2 separate regions of the Homo sapiens genome follow, and region 2 is linked to region 1. A link is an interaction called in ENCODE POLR2A ChIA-PET data of the cell type or tissue named here. Cell type or tissue: GM12878. All regions are shown on one strand. Links, peaks and the distances in the headings refer to the core of each region. The heading gives the core; the rest is flanking DNA. Region 1 overlaps MAP4 (microtubule associated protein 4). Region 2 holds the start of HIGD2AP2 (HIGD2A pseudogene 2).

The links. Peaks named below come from ENCODE experiments on the same cell type or tissue, not always from the same donor. Only the 100,000 strongest peaks of a DNase experiment are listed, where the experiment ranks them.
Region 2: POLR2A ChIA-PET joins it to region 1 with 10 read pairs; 2 of 35 experiments call an interaction of 5 or more read pairs at or near these places.

The regions. Positions count from the first base shown.
Region 1 is chr3:47,903,660-47,914,791 of GRCh38, forward strand. It overlaps MAP4 (microtubule associated protein 4), which reads right to left. Exons shown (of 21, transcript NM_001385682.1): 9 at 5,379-8,762. Among named protein-coding and RNA genes, the nearest start is that of MIR1226, 60 kb to the left of the region's middle. In GM12878, for the core only: no CTCF peak of the experiment used is centred there; no DNase peak of the experiment used is centred there.
Region 2 is chr3:47,659,914-47,671,045 of GRCh38, forward strand. It overlaps SMARCC1 (SWI/SNF related BAF chromatin remodeling complex subunit C1), which reads right to left. Exons shown (of 28, transcript NM_003074.4): 19 at 10,745-10,804; 20 at 2,421-2,679; 21 at 1,381-1,542. It overlaps HIGD2AP2 (HIGD2A pseudogene 2), which reads left to right and starts at 2,807. Exons shown (of 2, transcript XM_047449430.1): 1 at 2,807-2,838; 2 at 3,700-4,021. The coding sequence starts at 2,807. The coding sequence ends at 4,021. It overlaps SNORD146 (small nucleolar RNA, C/D box 146), which reads right to left and starts at 1,781; the gene lies at 1,652-1,781. RefSeq lists a silencer at 8,667-8,870. In GM12878, for the core only: a CTCF peak has its summit at 4,820 (motif pointing left); no DNase peak of the experiment used is centred there.

The DNA of each region.
Region 1 (11,132 bases), core at 2,051-10,050:
AAATTTGACAGCAGCATGAAAAAATAACAGTAGAGCAAACAGTAAGCTGGAAGAGACTTTGGCAATATATTCACTTTCCCTACTTCTAAACAGGGTAAGATCAGCAAAAAGATAATTCACTTATAATTCAAAAAATGTCATTAGGCATCATGTATATATAAAGCTCTAGGCTGGGTGTTAAAAAGTACATGTAAATAAATCAAACACAGACTCTCTGGACAATAAAATGCTAGACAGAGTCAAAAGACCTAGATTCTAATCCTAAATTAACCTCTAATTCACAGTTTATATTTTCATGATGTATCTTTATTTCTCCAAGTAGAAAAGTGTTTAATTAGTGCCTAGATACTAAAAAAAGTCTATTTTATGTTTACTAATTGTCAACCTTCATCTTTTTCTTTTTAAGTACCTGAAACTTCCGGAAGCTTCTGAAGCAAGTCTAAGAAAAGCATGGATCTTAGAAACATAAAGACTTGGATTCAAATTCTAACCCTGGCACTTCACCAGCTATGTGACCTTGACAGCCTCCATTTTCTCACCTGAAAAATGGAGATAATCTTTAATAGTGTTATTTTATGTGTGTGTGTATGATCTATTTACCTATTTCCAGATAACCAGGCAAATAAAATCAACTCAATAGGTGGTAGGTGCTATTATTATTATTATTATTTTTTGAGATGGAGTCTCACTCTGTCTCCCAGGCTGGAGTGCAGTGGTGCGATCTTGGCTCACTGCAACCTCTGCCTCCTAGGTTCAAGAAATTCTCCTGAGCCTCCTGAGTAGCTGGGATTACAGGCGTGCGCTGTCATACCCAGCTAATTTTTGTATTTTTAGTAGAGATGGGGTTTCACCATGTTGGCCAGGCTGGTCTCGAACTCCTGACCTCAGGTGATCTGCTGCGCCTGGCCAGTGCTATTATTATTAACACCCGGATTAGTTAGAGGTACTATTATTTTTACTAACACCACTAATAATATCTTTTTTTTTTTTGGGCGGGGGGGCTAGAGAGGGGCGGGGCGGGGGATGGAGTCTCACTCACTCTATCGCCCAGGCTGGAGGGCAGTGTTGTGATCTTGGCTTACTGGAACCTCTGCCTCTTGGGTTCAAGAGAGCGATTCTCCTGCCTCAGTCTCCTGAGTAGGTGGAATTACAGGCATGCAACATCATGCGTGGCTACTTTTTGTATTTTTAGTAGAGATGGGGTTTCACCATGTTGGCCAGGCTGGTCTTGAACTCCTGGCCTCAAGTGATTTGCCTACCTCAGCCTCCCAAAGTGCTGGGACTACAGGTGTGAGCCACTGTGCCCAGCCAACACCATTTGTAATATCTTTACTGTCCAAACAATGGAAACCATGGGTGACACCATTTGACCACAAGACGAATGAGAACAAGATATGTGAGAATTGGTAGCAATATGGGGGCAGGGCAGTTAACATGAATGATTCAAAGTGAGGAACAAAGATAAACACCAGTGATGGACTAACAAAACATGTGAACACATTATGCTGTTCGACAGAAAAACTCGATATGCAAGACATAAACTCTCCCTACGATAAGCTAGAAACAGTGACTTCAAGAAAAATATTGAGTGGATTAATTTTTCTTCTACAAAACTAAAAAATAAGAATAGGACAACTCTGAAAAAGAATAATAGGGCAAGGGGTTGGGCTAGCCCTATTAGATATTAAAATATATTAGGAAGCCTGGTGGAAAGATCAATGGATCAGGAAAGAAAGTCCAGAAATAGACCAAATACATGCAGAAATTTAGGGTATGACAAAGGTGGCAGTTCAGTGGGAGATCGATTATAAACATGATGGTGGGATGACCAAGTAACCCTGCCTCACAACCTTATAAACAAAACATACCAAAACAACAACAACAACAAAAAAAAAAAACCCCACAAACAAGCAAATTCTAGATTGGCCAACAATTTAAAATGAAAAATATTAATAGAAGAGAAAAGAAAATATTTTCATAATTTCAGAGCATGGATTGGCTTTTATAAACTTGTTAATACATGAAGAAGTCACTAAAAAAAAAATAAAACACAGCCAGGCATGGTAGCTCATGCCTGTAATCCCAGCACTTTGGGAGGCTGAGGCAAGTGGATCGCCTAAGGTCAGGAGTTCAAGACCAGCCTGGCCAACATAGTGAAACCCAGCTCTACTAAAAATACAAAAAATTAGCTGAGCGTGGTGGTAGGCACCTATAATCCTAGCTACTAGGGAGGCTGAGGTAGGAGAATCGCTTGAACCTGGGAGGTGGAGGTTGCAGTGAGCCAAGATCGTGCCATTGCACTCCAGCCTGGGCAACAAGAGTGAAACTCCATCTCAAAAAACAAAAAAAACAAACAAAAAACAGCACACACACAAAATCTATGCCATGAAATAATTTTTCACCGATTAGATCAGTACACATAACCAAAAAAAAAAAAAAAATCACACTAGTAGAGAAAGGCAGGGAAACAGGTATTTGTCTATGTTGAGGGTGGGAGTAGAGATGTACCTTTCTCTACAAGGGACATCTCTGTAGGCCTACAGAGAGCAATATGGAACACCCATCAAAATTATGAATACATATTCTTCAAACCAGAGATTCTTACTCCGGAGCCCCTTTTTATTACACAGACGCACACACATGAAGATGACATCCTATAGATACAAAGATAGTTTATGTACCATATTTCTAATGAAAAAAAGTTGGGAAACACCTAAATGTGCATCAGTAAAGAAGTACTGGCCAGGCACGGTGGCTCAACACCTGTAATTCCAACACTTTGGGGAGGCTGAGGCAGACAGATCACCTGAGGTTGGGAGTTTGAGATCAGCCTGACCAACATGGAGAAACCCCGTCTCTATTAAAAATACAAAATTAGCTGGGCGTGGTGGTGCATGCCTGTAATCCCAGCTACTCGGGAGGCTGAGGCAGGAGAATCACTTGAACCCAGGAGGCAGAGGTTGCGGTGAACTGAGATCATGCCATTGCACTCCTTCGTGGGCAATGAGAGCAAAACTCTGTCTCAAAAAAAAAAAAAGTACTATAATACATTAGTATATACCTATGTAATGAAATAGTATACAGCTATCAAAAAAGAATGAGTCATATCTAGAGACATGTACCAGGAAAAAAGATTAAAAAAAAAAACAAAAAAAAGAGGCCTCTTTCTTTATACTGATTCTTTTTTTTTTTTGAAATGGAGTTTCCCTCTTGTGGCCCAGGCTGGGGTGCAGTGGCGCGATCTCGGCTCACTGCAACCTCCACCTCCCAGATTCAAGTGATTCTCCTGCCTCATCCTCCCAAGTAGCTGGGATTACAGGCATGCACCACCACACCCAGCTAGTTTTGTATTTTTAGTAGAGATGGGGTTTCTCCACGTTGGTGAGGCTGGTCTCGAACTCCTGACCTCAGGTGATCCGCCTGCCTCGGCCTCCCAAAGTGCTGGGATTATAGGTGTGAGCCACTGCGCCTGGCTTCTTTATACTGAGTCTTAAAAGATCTCTTTAAAAATTAAGTTTAAAAAGAATAGCACACATCAGTATGTATGTATACGTCTCATTTATATGAAATCAGGAAATATATATGTTATTACTTATTATACATAAATTGTCTGGAAGGATATATAAGCTATTGTGAACACTGGTTGCTCTGGAGAGGGAAAGCTGGAAGGCGGTTAATGGAGGGAGGCCAACTTACGTTTTACTGTATACTCCTTTGTACCATGTGAATGTATTAACCTATTCGACAATTAGTTTAAAAATTTTTTTTTAACTATTAAAAAGGTATACATTGTCCTTAGGGGAAAGGTGTGGTAGAATTTATAGAAGAAACAATAAATTTTGTCCCAAACCCATTATCCTTCCCATACCCACTCTGTAAGGCCACTGCTAACACAGTCTCTGAGCCTGACCTGACCCAGGCAGGGCCCCAAAAGTTCTGCAGTACTGGTCTTGCTTCCTCAAGAAAAACAAATCCTCTTTCTGCATTTCTTTGGAAATACTGAGCAAAAAGAGATGGCTGGGATTTCACAGAAATTACATGTTAACTTTTAGATCACTGCTGAAACTAAAGAATGGGTCTAGAAACCAAAACGAAAGAACTGGATAGAACACTGGAAATCTCAATGAATGCTGGAAAGCCCTCTACATACTATTTCATTTTCTGCCTTGGTAATAGGGTAGCTAATAGAAGATAAAAACAGAGAAGATGAGAATGTCTTATGCAAATAACAACCTTTAGCATTCTTTACTCACACAGCAGTATTCCTTAGTGGGTACATACTCATGCATAGACAAGCTTTACCCAAAAGAACAAGTCCATACCATGCAGAACACAATCCCATGATGAAACCTCTCTAAAAGCCTGACTGGCTACTAAAACCAATTGGTGTTTTTTTTAAATTCTGGAGTTAGTAGCTACATCATGCAAGCTGGGAAACAGTGATTAAGAAATAGTGTCACTTGTAGGCTGTGAAAAATCTCAAAGACAAGGGAACATTTTTTGAAAGCTAGATTCAGGGAAGCCACGATTAAATGTATACTTTTTTGGGGAATTGGGGGTGGGGGGAAACGGGGCTACCATTTCTAAATCTTAAAGGAATCATCTTCTTAATCTCATTCCAATTACTTGACTGAATAGAGCCAAAAAAGAGTAAAATTATGAGGAACACAACATGGGCAAGTTTTATGGACTATGTTTGATGGACACAGACTATGCCCAAAACTCAAACCCACATGGAACTGTGGGGCAATGGATATAAGCAACAAACTGGTCAAAAAATGTATCTGTATCATTGAGAGATCATTTCCCATTACTAGAAACACAAATAAATCGGTGCCTACCAATGCTGGTTTGAGGCCACCATTTCCTCATAAGGAGGTGGACTGATTTCATTTAACCTAAAAGCAGTTTGGATATTTAGTCCCACCAGCACAAGCTACATATAAATTGAAAAAAATCTCATGCACATAGCTAGACATGAAATATTTTCTTTCCTCCTGTGAATCCTTATACCAAGTAATGATTAAAATTTAGCTGTAAACTTGATACATAGGAGGCACAATTTTAAAAAAATTAAGAAATGGATGATGATAGGTCTTTTGTTAGACAATTCATTGAAAATTCAACTTCCCCTAAAATTCAACGTTCAGTGCTGGGTAAAAAAGGCATGCAACCAAGTTACCAGCCTCCTCAAGCAGGACACAAGGAACACATTGGCTGCAGAAAACACACCGTAGCAGTTATAGGTTTCATGCCAACAAACCAATGATTAACAAGGATGATTAGAGTCTGGATGGAGCCAAGACACAAGCTCTTTGCCTTTCTGATGCTGACTCAAAAGCCACAAGCACACACATTTCCCCATGGCAGGTTCATACCAGCGGACTTCAGTTGCTTATGTCTCTCTTGTTCCTGGATTGTAGACTTTGGCAAAAGTGGAGTAAGTCCTCGGGACTTGGTGGGTCTCATGTAGCCTTTCATTGGTTCTGCCATTCTGCTTTTATCTTCCTTTTTCCCTTCTCCTGGTGTCTTTGATTCAGATTTTTCTGTCATTTTCTGAGGTGTCTCCAAAATCTTATCTTTGGGTTCTGGGAGTCGAACACCCTTGGAAGCAGTCATTATTACTAACGTATCCGCCACCTCTGAAGGAGGAGCTTCGACTTTGCTATGTAAGAAATCTGACTGGATTTCTGGTGTTGGCAAGGAAACGCTTTCCAATTCCGTGATTTTACAAGCCAGACTAATTTCTTTCAATTTATCATTTTCACTTTTTGGAGACAAAAGAGTCAGATCTACCTTCTTATTCAAACTATCTGAACCTTTGGAATTTCTATCTTGAGCATTTTGGTCCTCACAAAAACTGAGCTTTTGTGCTTTGTCTTCCAGTAAGTCAGGAATCTGAACTGCAACAGACCCTTCTTTAGTCTCTTTCTCTTCATTCACTGGATGTGCTGGGAAATTACCTCTATCTGCATATCCTTCTAGGGCTCTGGCCTCTCCTGGTAGGCTCTGGTCTTCTACTGGCACTCCAGGAAGGAGGTGACCTTTTGCTAGCTCTGTGACTTTCTCTACTGAATGCTTAGACGCACCACTGTGCACTGACTCAGATTCTCCTATCACATGCCCTTCATCGATCCCTGCTTCATTTTTCATGGAATCAGCAAGCTCAGCTTTATTCTTAAGAGAGTGATCTCCATGAATGTTAACTGTTTCTATGGCTGTTGTAATAGGTAGAGCAACTCCTCCTGTGCTTGTAGAGGGCACAACAGCAGAGGGACCCTTGGGTCTTTCTTGACCTGGGACTCCATCTTTGGTGTAGTTATCTACCATTAATGATTTGGAAATCTGGGCTGGGGCTATCTCTTGCCCATTTTTTGCCAAGGTATCTGGAAAGGAATCACCTTCCTTTACTACTTGAGGAGTAGGAGTGGGCAGTTTTTCACAGGCTGCTGATTCCAGAACCTCTAGAGGAGATGATTTATTTATCAGCTCTGATGGTGTTCTGGGACAGGTAAATGTAATATTTCTATTTTCGTCCATATAGGCCATTCCTTCAATTCCCTGGTCCCCTGTGGTTTCCATGGGAACATGTATTTTTGTTGCATCTATCTTATTCTCCAGAATGTGCTTCTCAGGAGAACTATTTTTAACCTTTTTACTTTTTCCATCATTACTCCTTTTACTTGGTTTGTCAGCCACTGCAGTGTATCTATTGGCTGCATCTGTCTTATTCTCCTCAGATACTACTGAAGGAACAAATCCTGCCCCCTGGATTTGCTCTTGGCAGCTCACATCTGTCACCTTGGCAGGTGGTTCAGTAACAGTAGAAGCCTTGACTGTGCTTATCTTGTTTTCCCCAAGAGTCCCAAGCTCAACAAAATTAACCTGAAAATTTCCACCCTTCCTGTCAACTGCTTCCACTGTGGGTGTATCTGGTGTATGTGAGAACGAAGAATCATGCATTTTGGGGAAAGTAAATCCTATTTCCTTGCTTTTATGGGGAATACTACCAGTATCTCCATCCTTCCCTTCAAAAGGTGGGTTAAGGATTTCTTCCTTCCTCTCCATTCTAGCAGGCTGTGTGGAATAATTATTTTTAAACTTTTTGCTTTTGCCTTCATTGCCTCTCTTTTTAGGCTTTTCAGAAATCCAGGGAGCTGCCTCATGATCCTTCCATGGACACCTTCCTTCCTTGCTCTGGTTATTGACACCCATATCTTTGACTACATCTCCTGTTTCTGTGCTAACACCAGAAGTCTGAGTCATGCCTGATCCACTTTCCAAAGGAATCAATGCCTGCATGGTGCCTGCCACCTTAGGCTGAGTCATCTCTTTAGGCTCCCCCATCACCACTGCCTCCGTGAGATCAGCCTTAGTGCCTGGTTGCTTTGAAGAATTCAGCCCCAGCTCCTCACTCTTATCCTGAGTAGTCATTCCTTCAGTTTTAGAGACTGGCTCACTCGGTATGAGAACAGCCCTTCCGTCCTTCTGGCTGTCCAGAAGAAATGGCAGCTCAGATTTTGCTTTTACCTTCCCAGAATCTGTTCTCATTTTCCCAGAACTTCCCCTTCCCTTCCTGCTTTTGCCATCACCTGCCATTCTCTTAAATGGTTCATTCTCTACCCCAGGGACCTGTACCAACACTTGGCCCTGCAGCTGCTCAGAAGTAAAGATGCTGATCTCTTGTCTTTCGTTGGGAAAAGCTTCCTTTTTTAGTTCTTTATCCTCTTCAGCTCCTTCAGGAAACTCCTTCAGTTTGACATTCTGCAGTTTAGTCATTTTACTTTCATTATTCCCTTCTTTTAGATTACATTCTAATGGATTACTTGCTATCAAAGTGGGTACCAAATTTGGTATTTCTTTTGCTGCTGTGGGTTTTGAAACTACACCCATAACCTCTTGGTCCAAGAAAGGAGAGCAACCCTCTTTAAGTCTGATATCCAAAGGGGTTTCTACATTGTATGCAGAAACTTCTGCTAGGGGTCCTTTCAGATTGAGAGGGCCTACTGACTGGCTTTTATCTACAGGAGTCTTCAGGTGGGGTGCAGGCTGTGGTTTGTATTCATGTTGCTTCAGCAATTTCTTGTCTTGGTTTTGTAGTACTGACTTGTTACTTTTGCTCTCTTCCTCTACTCTCAGCTTAGACTGAGAACTTATTGCAGTTTTGGGGGCTTCTTCAGAAGGATATAAAGGAATTCTGAGACTCTCTGAGACAAAGTTCTCAGCTACCAGTCTGGCTGCACTGGAGTTAACTAAACATTCCCTTTTCAAGTTTTCTCCAGATACAAGTCCATATTCTGTACCCATAGTGGTAGGCTGGCTGGGGAGAACACCTGATTTTTGTGTGTCAGCTGCAAATGGATGACCTTTAGGCTTATCTGCATTGTCATCATCCGAAGGTCCTCCAGCCCGTGGTTGAGAATATCTCTTTTGCTTTGGTTTCTTCTTCTTTTTCTTCATCATTATTGGTGTGCTTTCTATATCCCAGGCCTCCCTGCCAAGATCCCTCTGGGGTTCAAGTGAGTCAACATGAATACTTTTTCTTTGGTTCCCAGGCCCACCACAGGAGGATGAACCAGAGACCCAACCTGACTCAGACAAAGAGCAGTGGCCCAGCCTGTGATCAAGAGTCTTCCATGGAGGAGAGCCTCCCAGCAGCTCAGGAGGGACCCTGGCAGGCTTGGGCCGGGTTGACCTGCGGTCACTGGGTCTGCAAACTTGTTTGGCTTGTGTGGGAGGGGTACCGCAATACATGAAGTTGGCTAAAATTCCAAACAAAAAACTCCTCGTTATTGTTTCTTAAAAACAACAAAAAACAAACAAACAAACAAAAAAACCAGACCATATAAATGACTAATTTAAGGAGGCTATTTTCACTAATACATATAGTACTTACTGTAATTTGCTCAGGAAAACAGTCTTTTCTAAAACATTTCTCACTTTTAACTGGCGCTAGCAAAAATATTTAACAGATCATCATCTCAGGTAAAGATTGTTTTCAAACATTTATAAAATATTTGAAATTTCAGAAGTAGCAGGATTGAACTTTTAAAAATGAAACATTTCACATCTTTTAACCTCTAAAAATAAGCACTTACTGCCTGTAAATCTCATCTGATTTATATTGGTCATTCTTAGTGCTTGCCTCTTTTTGGTGAAATTTATTAATTGCTTCAGTTAAATATACATGATTTTGGACAAAATTTATAATTCTAAGACTAGGTCACCAATATTAAACTAATACTTGTCAAACAAACCAGACAGATTCTGGGAACTAGATCAGAAGGCCAGACTTAAGTCACTTCACGCACACACACAAAATATACTGAATCCACATTTTGGTCAGAGAAAAATTCTCATGATTCCAGAACCAGAGCATCCTACTTTGAAAGACAAATATGTTAAATTTCAACATTCTGCTCCTAAATGTACTTCCCAAAAGACAGAGAAATATATATAATGTTAAGTAGGATAATTAATTTTAACAATTAAGATGAGTACCTTTGGAAGAGTTTCAGCAGGTGATCTGGTCTAACCTTCCTCCCAGTTAATATAATATGGATCCAAGATCCTGGCAAGAGTCTCATTAAGAGCAGGTATATGCCAGCTCCTGTCAAGTCTGACCCAATAAATTGATTTCCAAGAATATTATAATATGTAAATAGTGGATTTCATTCTTGTCCTTACCCCTCCAATATCCTCTAAATCCTAGCCTTTGTTTAATATCTCAGGTTAATTATTGCATCGCTCAAAAAATTGCTAGGCTATAGTATCCCCCAGTATTTATAACATTTAATTCAGCAATTAATCAGCAGCTATTCAGTGCCATCTTTTATACTATTTTATTCAATTATTATGTAAATCTTGGGTTTCAGAGTTCATGCCTGAGAACTTATCTCTTCATTCAGGTTATAATATAATAATTCAGGGGGCAAGGACGGGGACTTAAATATCTATATGCCTTAACATGGTGTATTTTGTATACCATAAGCACTTGATAAATCTTTACTGATTTGTTGAGTCAGTAAAACAACATTTAAAAAAAAAATCACACATTTATTTAAGCTCTAGTCTTGTGCTAGGTAGTGTGCAAAGCATTAGAGATTCTAAGTGAAATAAGTCATGGGCCCTTATGTCCCATATGTCAGGATGTCCACATTCCAATCATAGTCACAGAAAAGTAAACAGAAAATCAAGTTGATAATCATATACATATGCTTCTGGGTTATTAAAAACAGGTAATCTTCAAATTCACTGAATAATCAAACTTTAAATTGGAAAGTATCTTAGAGCAGTACCTCTCAAAGTTTAATGAAAATTAGAATTATCTGGGGATCTAATTAAAATGCAGATAATAATTACAAAGGCCTAAGGTAGAGCCCAAGATTCTGCATTTCTACCAGCCTCTCAGGTAATGTAGATGCTGTTGGGCCATGGAACACTGTAACTAGTAAGACTTTAGAGAACATTTGACCAATTAATTTATATTATAGCTAAGTAAACTGAGATATAGGCAAGTTATGTAACTTGCTTAAGACCACACAGGATAGAATAGTGAATAGCTGAACCAGATCAAAATTTGGGTGTCCTTTCTTCACTATGAAAACAGTGGAGAAGGCCAGGCACGGTCGCTCACGCCTGTAATCCCAACACTTTGGGAGGCTGAGGTGGGCAGATCACCAGAGGTCAGGAGTTTGAGACCAGCCTGGCCAACATGGTGAAACCTCATCTCTACTAAAAATTAGCCGGGCATGGTGGCAGGCGCCTGTAATCCCAGCTACTCAGGAGGCTGAGGCAGGAGAATCGCTTGAACCCAGTAGGTGGAGGATGCAGTGAGCCAAGATCACGCCATTGCACGCCAGCCTGGGCGACAGAGTGAGACTCTGTCTCAAAAAAAAAAAAACAACGACAACAACAACAAAAAAAACAGTGGAGAAAAAAAAAATTAGGTATCCTGATTTGCTGTAGTAGTAATTTTTAAAGATATAACAAGCTGACATTCTGTCTAAACCAGATAAAATCTGTCTAAGAGAATTGACTTCATAAACTATACTGCTGATTACCACCATACAACAGGGAACTAGAGACAATGTCTACCATCACTACTCTATCGCCCCTAATTTGTTTCAAAG
Region 2 (11,132 bases), core at 1,208-9,207, 240 kb before region 1:
AAGTATTGACAAGGACATGAAAAACTTAGAAATGTTATACATTACGGGTAAGAACATAAAATGGTATAGCCACTATGAAAAACAGGCTGGCAGTTTCTCAAAAAGGTAAACAAAATTACCATATAACTCAGCAATTCTACCCCTAGGTATACACCCAACCAAAAGAAGTGAAAATCCTTAGTTCACAAAAAAGCTTGTATATAAGTACTCATAGCAGCATTTTTCATAGTAGTATAAAAGTGGAAACAATAGGCCAGGTGCGGTGGCTCATGCTTATAATCCCAGCACTTTGGGAGGCCGAGGCGGGCAGATCACGAGGTCAGGAGATCGAGACCATCCTGGCCAACATGGTGAAACCCTGTCTCTACTAAAAATACAAAAAATTAGCTGGGCGTGGTGGCAGGCGCCTGTAGTCCCAGCTACTCGGGAGGCTGAAGCAGGAAAATGGCGTGAACCAGGGAGGCAGAGCTTGCAGTGAGCTGAGATCGCGCCACTGCACTCCAGCCTGGGCGACAGAGCAAGACTCTGTCTAAAAAAAAAAAAAAAAAAAAAAAAAGTGGAAACAATAAAAATGTCCATGAACTGACAAATAAATATAATTGGGTATATCCACACAAAGAAATAATCAGCACTGACAAGAATGAGATACTGATGCATGCTACAGCATGGAAGAACCTTGAAAACATTATGCTAAGTCAAAGAAGCAGACACAAAGGCCACATATTATATGATTCTGTTTATATTAAATGTCCAGAATAGGCAAACCCATAGAGACAGAAAGCAGATTGTTAGTGGGTACCACAGCTGAAGAGCAAAAGGAATGGGGAGTGACCACTTAATAAGTATGTGACTTCCTATTGGGATGAGGAAAATGTTCTGGAATTAGATAGTGGTGATAGACACACAGCATTGTAAATATAGCAGAAGCTACTAGGTTATATACTTTTAAGCAGTTAAAATGAGGAATTTTATGTTACAGGAATTTTTCCTCAGCTAAAAAAACCCCCAAAACAATGAATTTAAACCCACTCAGCAACATATAAATTAACATAATCATAAGTCCTTTCAATATTCTTTTTTTCACCTACAGTTCCATGCATCTTTCAGTATTCTTGTATCTGTCTATTCAAAACCTGGATCTACAAACAGCAACCAGATAATTCACAACTGTAATACCATTAACAGTTACAAGATAATTTTTTAGTTCTAGCTACCAAAAGAAACAGACAAGAGAAAAAAAATCATGTACTAATCTTAAAAGACAAGTTTATACTGATCATTGTACTCACTTTTTAGTGCAAGTAAACCCAATTATTTGAGTAAACTGACAGGAATACAAACATATATTAACCCTGTCCCTTAAAAGCAGCAGTGACTCACCAAGCTTCTCTGGCTCATCGGGCCCTGTGCCTGCAATGCAGCTGCTCTCCAGACCGTAGGTGGGATCCACTTTCCCAGAGGCTCGTGCTGCTTCTTGTACTTTCTTGACATGAGCTTCAACCAATTCCAGTGGTACCTCCTCCCGGACCCGAGAAAACTCCTCTGGTTCAAGAATAAAAATGGAACAGCAATCTAACTTTGCACAAAAATTTGCTTCAGTGTAAAACCACCACCAGGAAACCCAACACAGTATTATTGTCTTAGGTGTAGCAACCTCTTCAGGCTCTCAGTCCCTCTATACCAGAAAAATGAGAGGACTAAATGAGACAAAAAATAGTAATAATAATGAAATTCTATGGTTCTACATTTTCTCCTACACATCACAGAGCCTTGAAATAAGAGATCTTTCAACTTATGCCAGTAATAATCAAAACTGCTGTCCATATTTTAACTGCTTACTAGATTAATAAGTCAAAAAAACAAAAACAGCAAGGATTAAACATCCATAAAACCAAGAAAGAGTTCTATGATGTGACAAAGTTCTAGTTACAATTAATGTGTAACCCATGAATATTAAATGACTTCCTTTGCTAGTTACACCAAATTCTAAATTAATCACAAAATACACAATAAAAAACCTCTGTCCCTCCAATTCCTAAAGCTCTTAATTTTAAGGTGCATTACTTAAAAATTTTGTAATACTTTTTTTTTTTTTTTGAGACGGAGTCTTGCTCTATTGCCCAGGGGATGGAGTGCAGTGGCACGATCTCGGCTCACTGCAACCTCTGCCTCCTGGGTTCAAGCGATTCTCCTGCCTCAGCCTCCCAAGTAGCTGGGACTATAGGCATGTGCCACCACACCCAGCTAATTTGGTGTCCAGCCAAATATTGTAATACTTTTATAAAGAATATGGTATCTTTCACAGGTAATATCTGATTTTTGTTATTTACATTAAAAGAAATGAATGTAACGGCTGGTAATATTTAAATTGGGATAAACTGAGTTTTTCTGTTGAGGAGATGGTTTAGGGAAGTCCATACCCAAAGCCGCTTTTGCTGCAGCAGATGCCACGCGAGGGTCCACCACAGATGCCAAAAAAGCAACAGTACTCATAACTGGATTTCCTGACTGACTGAAGGGGACAGGCTGGTAGGCCAAAGGCCCAAGGGAAGCATCTGAATTCTCAAGGTATGGGTCCTCAATGGGAAGTCTCAAAAAGTGGAGGATGCATTCATCCTGAGTACGACTTCCAACATGTTCCGACACTTTGTTCCAATCATCCTTGTACATCTCCAGGGCCTAAGACAGAAAAAACAGATGCTTTCATGTCAGGTAACAAGAAAGTAATGTGTAATATTAGAAGTTCTTTAGATAGCTTTTTTAAAAAAAATTAATGCAAATATTTATGCATAAATAGAAAGATTTGATGGTTTCCTTAGATTATTTTCAATCAGGCAAGTAAAATAAATAAAAGACATGCATACTGTAAAGAAAGTAGTCCAGGCACGGTGGCTCACGCGTATAATCTCAGCACTTTGGGAGGCAGAGGTGGGCAGATCACCTGAGGTCAGGAGTTCGAGAGCAGCCTGGCCAATAACATGGTGAAACCCCATCTCTACTAAAAATACAAAAATTAGCTGGGCATGGTGGTGCGTGCCTGTAATCCCAGCTACTCAGGAGACTGAGGCACCAGAATCGCTTGAACCTGGGAGGCAGAAGTTGCAGTGAGCCGAGATTGTGCCACTGCATTCCAGCCTAGGCGGCAAGAGTGATAGAAAGAAAGAAAAGAAGAAACAAAAGAAAAGAGGGAGGGAGGGAGGGAGGGAAGGAAGGGAGGGAGGGAGGGAGGAAGGAAAGGAGGGAAGGGAGGGTAGGGGAGAGGAGGGGAGAGGGGAGGGGAGGGGTGGGGAGGGGAGGGGAGGAAGGAAGGAAGGAAGGAAGGAAGGAAGGAAGGAAGGAAGGAAGGAAGGAAGGGCTTTTTTACTAATACATACAGACATGACTGTTTATGTAGAAAATTCTAAGGAAGCTATAAAAAAAAGTACTAAAACTGAATAGCTGAGCAAAGTCACAGGATAGAAGGGCAATAGAGAAACTGAACTATATTTCCATACATAATAGCAATGAACAATTTTAAATAGGAAGAAAAAAGTATTTAAAATAACATAAAAGCTGGGTGTAGTGGCACACATCTGTACTCCCAGCTACTCAGGGGGCTGAGGCGAGAGGATCTCTTGAGCCCAGGGGTTCAAGGCCAGCCTGACAAACACAGCAAGACCCTGTCTTAGGTCGCGATTTTCTCCTGCTGCTGTGGCCCAGACATGGCGACTCCGGCCCTGTGATTCCAGAGGTCCCCTTTGAACCATCGAAGCCCCCAGTCATTGAGGGGCTTAGCCCCACTGTTTACAGGAATCCAGAGAGTTTCAAGGAAAAGTTCCTTCACAAGACCCACGAGAACCCGGTGGTACCCATAGGTTGCCTGGCCACGGCGGCCGCCCTCACCTACAGCCTCTATTCCTTCCACCGGGGCAACAGCCAGCGCTCTCAGCTCATGATGTGCACCTGGATCGCCGCCCAGGGTTTCACGGTCACAGCCATCTTGCTGGGTCTAGCTGTCACCGCTATGAAGTCTCAACCCTGAGCCCAGGGTCTGGCTTTGAAAGCTCCGCAGAAATGATTCCAAAACCCAGGAGCAAGCACTGGCCCTACCATGGGACTTACTCCCTCCTCTCCTTTGAGAGGCCCATGCGTCGTTGGGGGAGGAAGTGACCCTTTGCGTAACTGTAACTGAAAGTTTTTTCAAAAATCCTAGTTTCTGTTGTTTGAATGTTACATACTTCTATTTGTGCCACATCTCCCCTCCACTCCCCTGCTTAATAAACTCTAAAAAAAAAAAAAAAAAGACCCTGTCTTAAATAGCATAATGAGATACTTAGGAGGAATAAACATAATAAAGAATGTATAAGAGCAACAGACTAGAATGAGTAAAACATGAGAGAACTCAAAGACCCAAATAAAGGAAGAGATATATTGTGTTCATTCATTAGAAGTCTCAGTATTAAGATGTCAGTTCTTTCCAAGTTGAACTACAGATTCAATACAATTCCAGTCAAACTCCAAGTAGGCTTCTTTTTAGTAGAAATTGATAAACTGATTCTAAAATTTATAAACTACATACATTTCTAGTTTTATAATTTATTATTTTTTCAGAGAAAATCCTGAAAGAAACCAACAAAAAGAGTAAAAGGAGTCTCCGAGGGAAAAACGGATAGAACAGTAGAAAGAAAACCACAACTATGTGGTGCTAAGAATGTTGAGGAATTAATTGGATAAAAAGAATTTATTTAGTGGCATACTGAAGTTGCTACTCTCACACCATTCTCTCCAGGACCATGGTTCTCAATGAAGGGTAATTTTTGCCCCCTTGAGGACACTGGCAATGTCTGCAGACATTTTTGGTTGACCCAACTGGAGAAGTGCTGCTGGTATCTAACAGCAAGGAGGGGCCATGTATGCTGTAAAACATATATGAACCCTCCACCCCAACAACAAAAAAATCTGGCCCAAATGTCAATATTGAATGCTCCAACTGAAAAACCTTGCATTAGAGCCTAATTTGCTGCTCTACACTGTGAGATTGAGCTTTCTATAACAATAGTTGTCTCCATGTTTACTTTTTCAGTTAATTATTTTACTTCAAAGATTTTTTTTTCTTAATTTTTAGAGACATGTTCTCACTGTATTGCCCAGGATGGTCACGGACTTCTGAACTCAAGGAATCCTCCCGCCTCAGCCTCCCAAAGTGCTGAGATTACAGGTGTGAAACACTGCACCTGGACATCAATTAATTCTTAACTCTGGGTTCCAACTGCTGCTCAGGCTTTCATTTCTGCTGGAATGGTAGAGGACTTCTCAAAACCCAAGCCAGCAAATGGCCTGACACATTAAATCCCTTGAAAAACTAGGCTAATTCTGGGTTTCCTCTGGATATTCAGTAACCTCAGGTAGTTCGAGAAGGAATTACTTTTTGAAAGATCCAGATTGTAAGAAAAAAGAAAAATAAATCTCACTCGGGTCCACGGAAGTAGAAATATATCTACTGGGGCTGTATTATGTTTCTAATTATAAATAGGGATTTTCTAGACATGCTCTATCATGCCCTTTTCCAATGAAATTTTTAATTAAAAAATATTTTTTCATGTTCCTTTCGCCAGGGAACAATAAGAAAGTTCATCAAGTTTTTTTCCAGAATAAAGGTGGAGTTGGGGAAACTTCTGAGATACAAAATCCAAGCAAGACTCAGCATCCAGAAGAGCACAGAGTTGAGAATCTGTAAATGTCTGAGCCTAGGAACTGATAATAATGCTAATAAGAGAGGCAAATTAAAGTGATGTTTTGAAAAGAGAATAATGCGGTGACACACTGGCCAGGAAGGAGGATGATTCAATGAAAGTTTTTAGTAAGTATCTTATAATGCTACAAAACAGCTTCATTCATCCTGCCATAACCCAGGTTCAGGTCTTCATCATTACTTAACCTGGATACACTCACTCACTCTCTTTTTTTTTTTTTTGTGAGACACGGTCTTGCTATGTTGCCCAAGCTGCTGTCCAATTCCTGGCCTCAAGCAATCCTTCCATCTCAGCCTCATAGATCGATTATTATAATTACCTTTCTATAGTAATTTCATCCTTCTCCACGCTGCTAGGGTGAAATATGTTTTACATAAAACACTCTTTCTCTCCTGCCTAAAACTATTTTATTATGTGTCATTATCTTATGAAATTAAGCCAAACATGATCAGGACACTGCCTACTTCTCCCGCCCTATTCCCTACTCTTCACGTTTCAACAATACACAGGCCCCACTGATCTATTCCTACTAGGTATTGTGCCTATGAACCATTTGTTCTGCACTGGAAACATCATGTTTTAGGACCAACACAGCTATACCATTCCCAGAAGCCTGTTCATTATGTCTTATCTACCTGGCTTGTTTGCAAAGCAACTCCTCTGTACAGCTCTTGTGCTCTGGACATACCTCTAATCATAAAGCTGGGAATTCCGCATTCAAGCTTTGTGTTTTATCTTTCTCTGTCACTTAAGCAGACTATGAATTCCTTAAAGGTACAGATTGTGTTCTACAGATCTCTACCTGCAGTGTCTGTCAGTGTCCAAAACACAATACCTAATAAAGTTTACTGAACTCAAACCACAGGAAACTGAACTAAACCAAGAAATAAATCTGACTTTGCTATGGCTCTCAAATGTAAAAAGGCAGACTGTTTTCCTAATTAAAAAAAAAAAAAAAAAAGGTTCTCTTAGCTAAACCAAGCTTGTCCAACCTGTGGCCTGCAGCCTACATGTGGCCCAGGATGGCGCTGAATGTGGCCCATACAAATTCATAAACTTTCTTAAAACACTATGATTTTTTGGGGGGATTTTTTTTTAAGCTCATCAGCTATTGTTAGTGTTAGTGTATTTTATGTGTGGCCCAATGTGGCCCAGGGAAGCCAAAGATTGGACATCTCTGTCCTTAAGAAAAGTTTTTTAATAGAAGATTTACTATGCATCTTAGTGTAGTTCAAAAGTACATAGAATGATATATTTCCTGGGTTTTGCATCAAGAAAAAGTATGTAAAGTGTATGCACACTGTGAGGAAATCTTTCATGTTGGTTACTGAATATCTTCTAATGCTATGTTTCCTATTATTTAGCTGGCATAAAAAATGAGAGAAACTCGGGCCAGGCACGGTGGCTCACGCCTGTAATCCCAGCACTTTGGGATGCTGAGGTGGGCCGATCACGAGGTCAGGAGATCGAGACCATCCTGGCTAACATGGTGAAACCTCGTCTCTACTAAAAACACAAAAAAATTAGCCGGGCATGGTGGCAGGCACCTGTAGTCCCAGCTACTTGGGAGGCCGAGGCAGGAGAATAGTGTGAACCCGGGAGGCGGAGCTTGCAGTGAGCCGAGATCACGCCACTGCACTCCAGCCTGGGCGACAGAGCGAGACTCCGTCTCAAAAAAAAAAAAAAAAGAGAGAGAGAGAAACTCTTACAGTGATAAATAAATGTTAATAAATTACAAGTTTTCTTTGCAGGCATAGCCTTTATGTCTATTAATTATCTAAGGGAAAATAAATAGCATGAGAAAGCAAAGCATACATGACAAACACTAGAGCTATCACGGGAGAATCAGTGAGCTCACAAATTCAAGTCTTGTCACTTTCAAGCCCAAGAATAATTATAAATGAACAGGAAGAATACTGCAATCAGTTGTGGACTTAAAAGAAATTGTGAAGGCCAAGCGCGGTGGCTTGTGCCTGTAATCCCAGCACTCTGGGAGGTTGAGGCGGGCAGATCACGAGGTCAAGAGATCGAGACCATCCTGGCCAACATGGTGAAACCCCGTGTCTTCTGAAAATACAAAAATTAGCTGGGCATGGTGGCGCGTGCCTGTAGTCCCAACTACTCGGGAGGCTGAGGCAGAAGAACTGCGTGAACCCAGGAGGCAGAGGTTGCAGTGAGCTGAGATCATGTCACTGCACTCCAGCCTGGTGACAGAGTGAGATTCCTTCTCAAAGAAAAAAGAAACTGTGAACCCAGTACAGTGGCTCACGTCTGTAATCTAAGTACTCTGGGAGGCTGAGGCAGGAGGATCACTAGAGACCAGGAGTTCAAGACCAGCATGGACAGCATAGCAAAACCCTGCCTCTATATTAAATAAATAAATATGTGCATATATATATAGATACGCATGTACATATATATTAACTTGAAAAAAAATTCTTTAGTCACTGTGGAATAGAGTGGCTCCATTATCTCTCTTTCATTCTGGTGCCCTGATTATATCAACAGAATTTCAAACTTCCATAAAGACTGTCATGGCCTTTTATAGCTACTTATTCTTGTTGTGCTGTTTTGTTTTTTTACCTCAAACTTTAGACTTTATAGGCCTACTCATTCTAATGACATATTTTCAAGTAGAAATTCCCCACACCTTTTTACAACTGAAGTCTTATTCAAACAGGCCATCATCATCTTGATCTTACAGAGTAATTTCTTTTTAAAACGTTAATATAAAACCTTACATTATCCTTCATTTCTACCGATTAAAGATTTTTCTTTTTCAAACTGCATTCCTTCATCTATCGTATACATTCCACTTTGACTATTTCCAAAATTGAAATGTTGCCTCCAATATTTACAATAAGATAACAAGGAAATGAACATAACCAGATATTAACCTTCAGCATTTACCCAAAAGCTGTGCTTTGATAAAAGACTTTATGAAACAAGGTCTTTTAAAAATCAAAGGGGTGTGCTCAAGAATACGATAAATATTTGGAATGCTGCCTGTGTGGTATATTTGTTTAATAAAATAGTATGCCAGCCTGAGCAACATGGTGAAACCCCATCTCTATTAAAAATACAAAAAAACTAGCCAGGCATGGTGGTGCACACCTGTAGTCCCAGCTACTCGAGAGGCTGAGCTGGGAGGATCGCCTGAGCTCGGGAAATTGAGGCTGCAGTGGACTGAGACTGCGCTACTGCACACTAGCATGGGGGAAGGGAGAAAAACCCTGTCTTAAAAAAAAAAAAAAGGTACGATGCTATTTTGAAAACAGCAAACCCCAATGAGTCTACCAGATTTATCGATTTATTAGAAAGAGACTATATTTGATTATAAATCCATTTAAAAATACTCATCTGACTTCATATTCTTAAGCTATTAAGTATCTCTAAATAAACTATATAAATCGAAGATGTTAGTGGTAAACACTGATGTGGAGAAGTCTTTTATTTCTCTTTGTGTTATTGCAAACAATTCCTGTTGACTGAATTGCAAGATTAAAAGAAAAATCAAACACTTCACAGATTCCACCTGAAGGAGAGAAAATGCACTGTTGTGTAATACTGTGGTTTTCTTGGATGTCTTTAGTGTCAACAGTAGCTCAGTCATTCTTACCTCACTTTTACTACCTACTAATCTTAAATGTGAAAAAGGAGAAAAGTTCCAGCATCAATGTGCAGCAGGAAAAAGAACAACTGTTGCTCCAGTCATTGTTATACAACTTACTTTCTCTCCAGAGCCCAAAGATTCCAAAATAGCAATACAAAAGTGTGTTTATAGTCACCCACAAGTACTGAAAACACGGTTCATTTTAATTAATATTAAAATCTAGTAGATATGGCTATACAAAATAGTCCTGAAATTGAAAGTGAGTCAGTCAGTACCATAGGAAAGATAGTTAAATAAATAAGTAAAAAGTGAGTCAGCAAAGCTCTCTGCGTATCACTGATACTGAATGGGCATATGAGAATATATTAAAATAGAGGCAAAAAAACACAAAACAAGGGATTGTTTTGATTTTGATCACAACAGAGAAAGATAAGGTTGGGGGGAGAACCAGAAAACAGCAAGAAAAAGTAAAAGAGGAATACAAAAAAGAAATGGAAATAGTTTGATGATGCACCAATGATACTTCTACAGTAATTACAACTATTGGAACAACCTGAAAAACCATCAAAGCAGTACAGCAACCAAAATGTCACCAAGTCCACTCTATGTGGTCTGGGAACCCAGAGGGCACCAGGCTCTTTTAGGAGGACTGCGATGTCAAACAATTTCCTTGATAATACTAAGACACTACTGCCTTTTTCATTATGTTGACATTTGCATTCATGGTGCAAAAGGAGCAGCGACATCTTAGGATAAATCCAGGCAATGACACCAATTGTCTTAGTAGTCACTTTATTTCTAATTGTCACACATTCACAACTTATTTTGTGATTAGGAATTAGCTTCACTTAAACATCCTCAATGAATCTATAAAAATTATCAATTTAATCATCTCAATACCTAACTACATGGAGACACAGAAAAGGATTTAAGTATCAACTATCAAAGCATGATGGCTGTTCTAAAGGAAAACACATTTGTGATTGAGTTTTGAGCTCCAGTGGACACTTTTTAAAACAGAATACTATAGGTGAGTTTAAAATGCTAGTCACAGGCCAGGCACAGTGGTTCATGCCAGAACTTTGGGAGGCCAAGGTGGGAGGATTGCTTGAGTCCAGGAGTTTGAGACCAGCCTGGACAACATGGTGAAAGCCCATTGCTACAAAAAATACAAAAATTAGCCAGGCATGGTGGCACACGCCCTTAGTCCCAGCTATTCAGGACTGAAGGTAAGAGGATCGCCTGAGCCTGGGAGGTAGAGGCTGCACTGAGCTACCATCAGGCCACTGCACTCCAGCCTGGGTGACACAGCGAGACCCTGCCTCTAAATAAAACAAAACAAAATAAAATGCTAGTCAAAGAATCTTAGCACACATCCCATATGCATTAATCTGCTTACCTCCAGGAGTAGAAGGGTCTCCTGTTCAGTCCATTCTCTTCCAGCACTAGCACCTTTACTCTAAGGAAACAAAATCAGAAATTATTTGCTCATTTTTAAATGCTGAAGATGGAGCTCAGTAGAATTCCTTTCCAAGCTCAGGGGACTGTGTTACGCAAACTATCATGGTAAGTCTTTGACTAACAGGAATAAAACACTTTAAGGAGCCTAAACTTCTATAAGAAATGCTGGCTTATTTCAAAGACTGGCCAGGCGTGGTAGCTCCTGCCTGTAATCTCAGCCCTTGGGAGGGCAAGGTGGGTGGATCACTTGAGGTCAGGAGTTCTAGACAAGCCTGGCCAACACGGTGAAACCCCATCTCTACTAAAAATACAAAAATTAGCCGAGA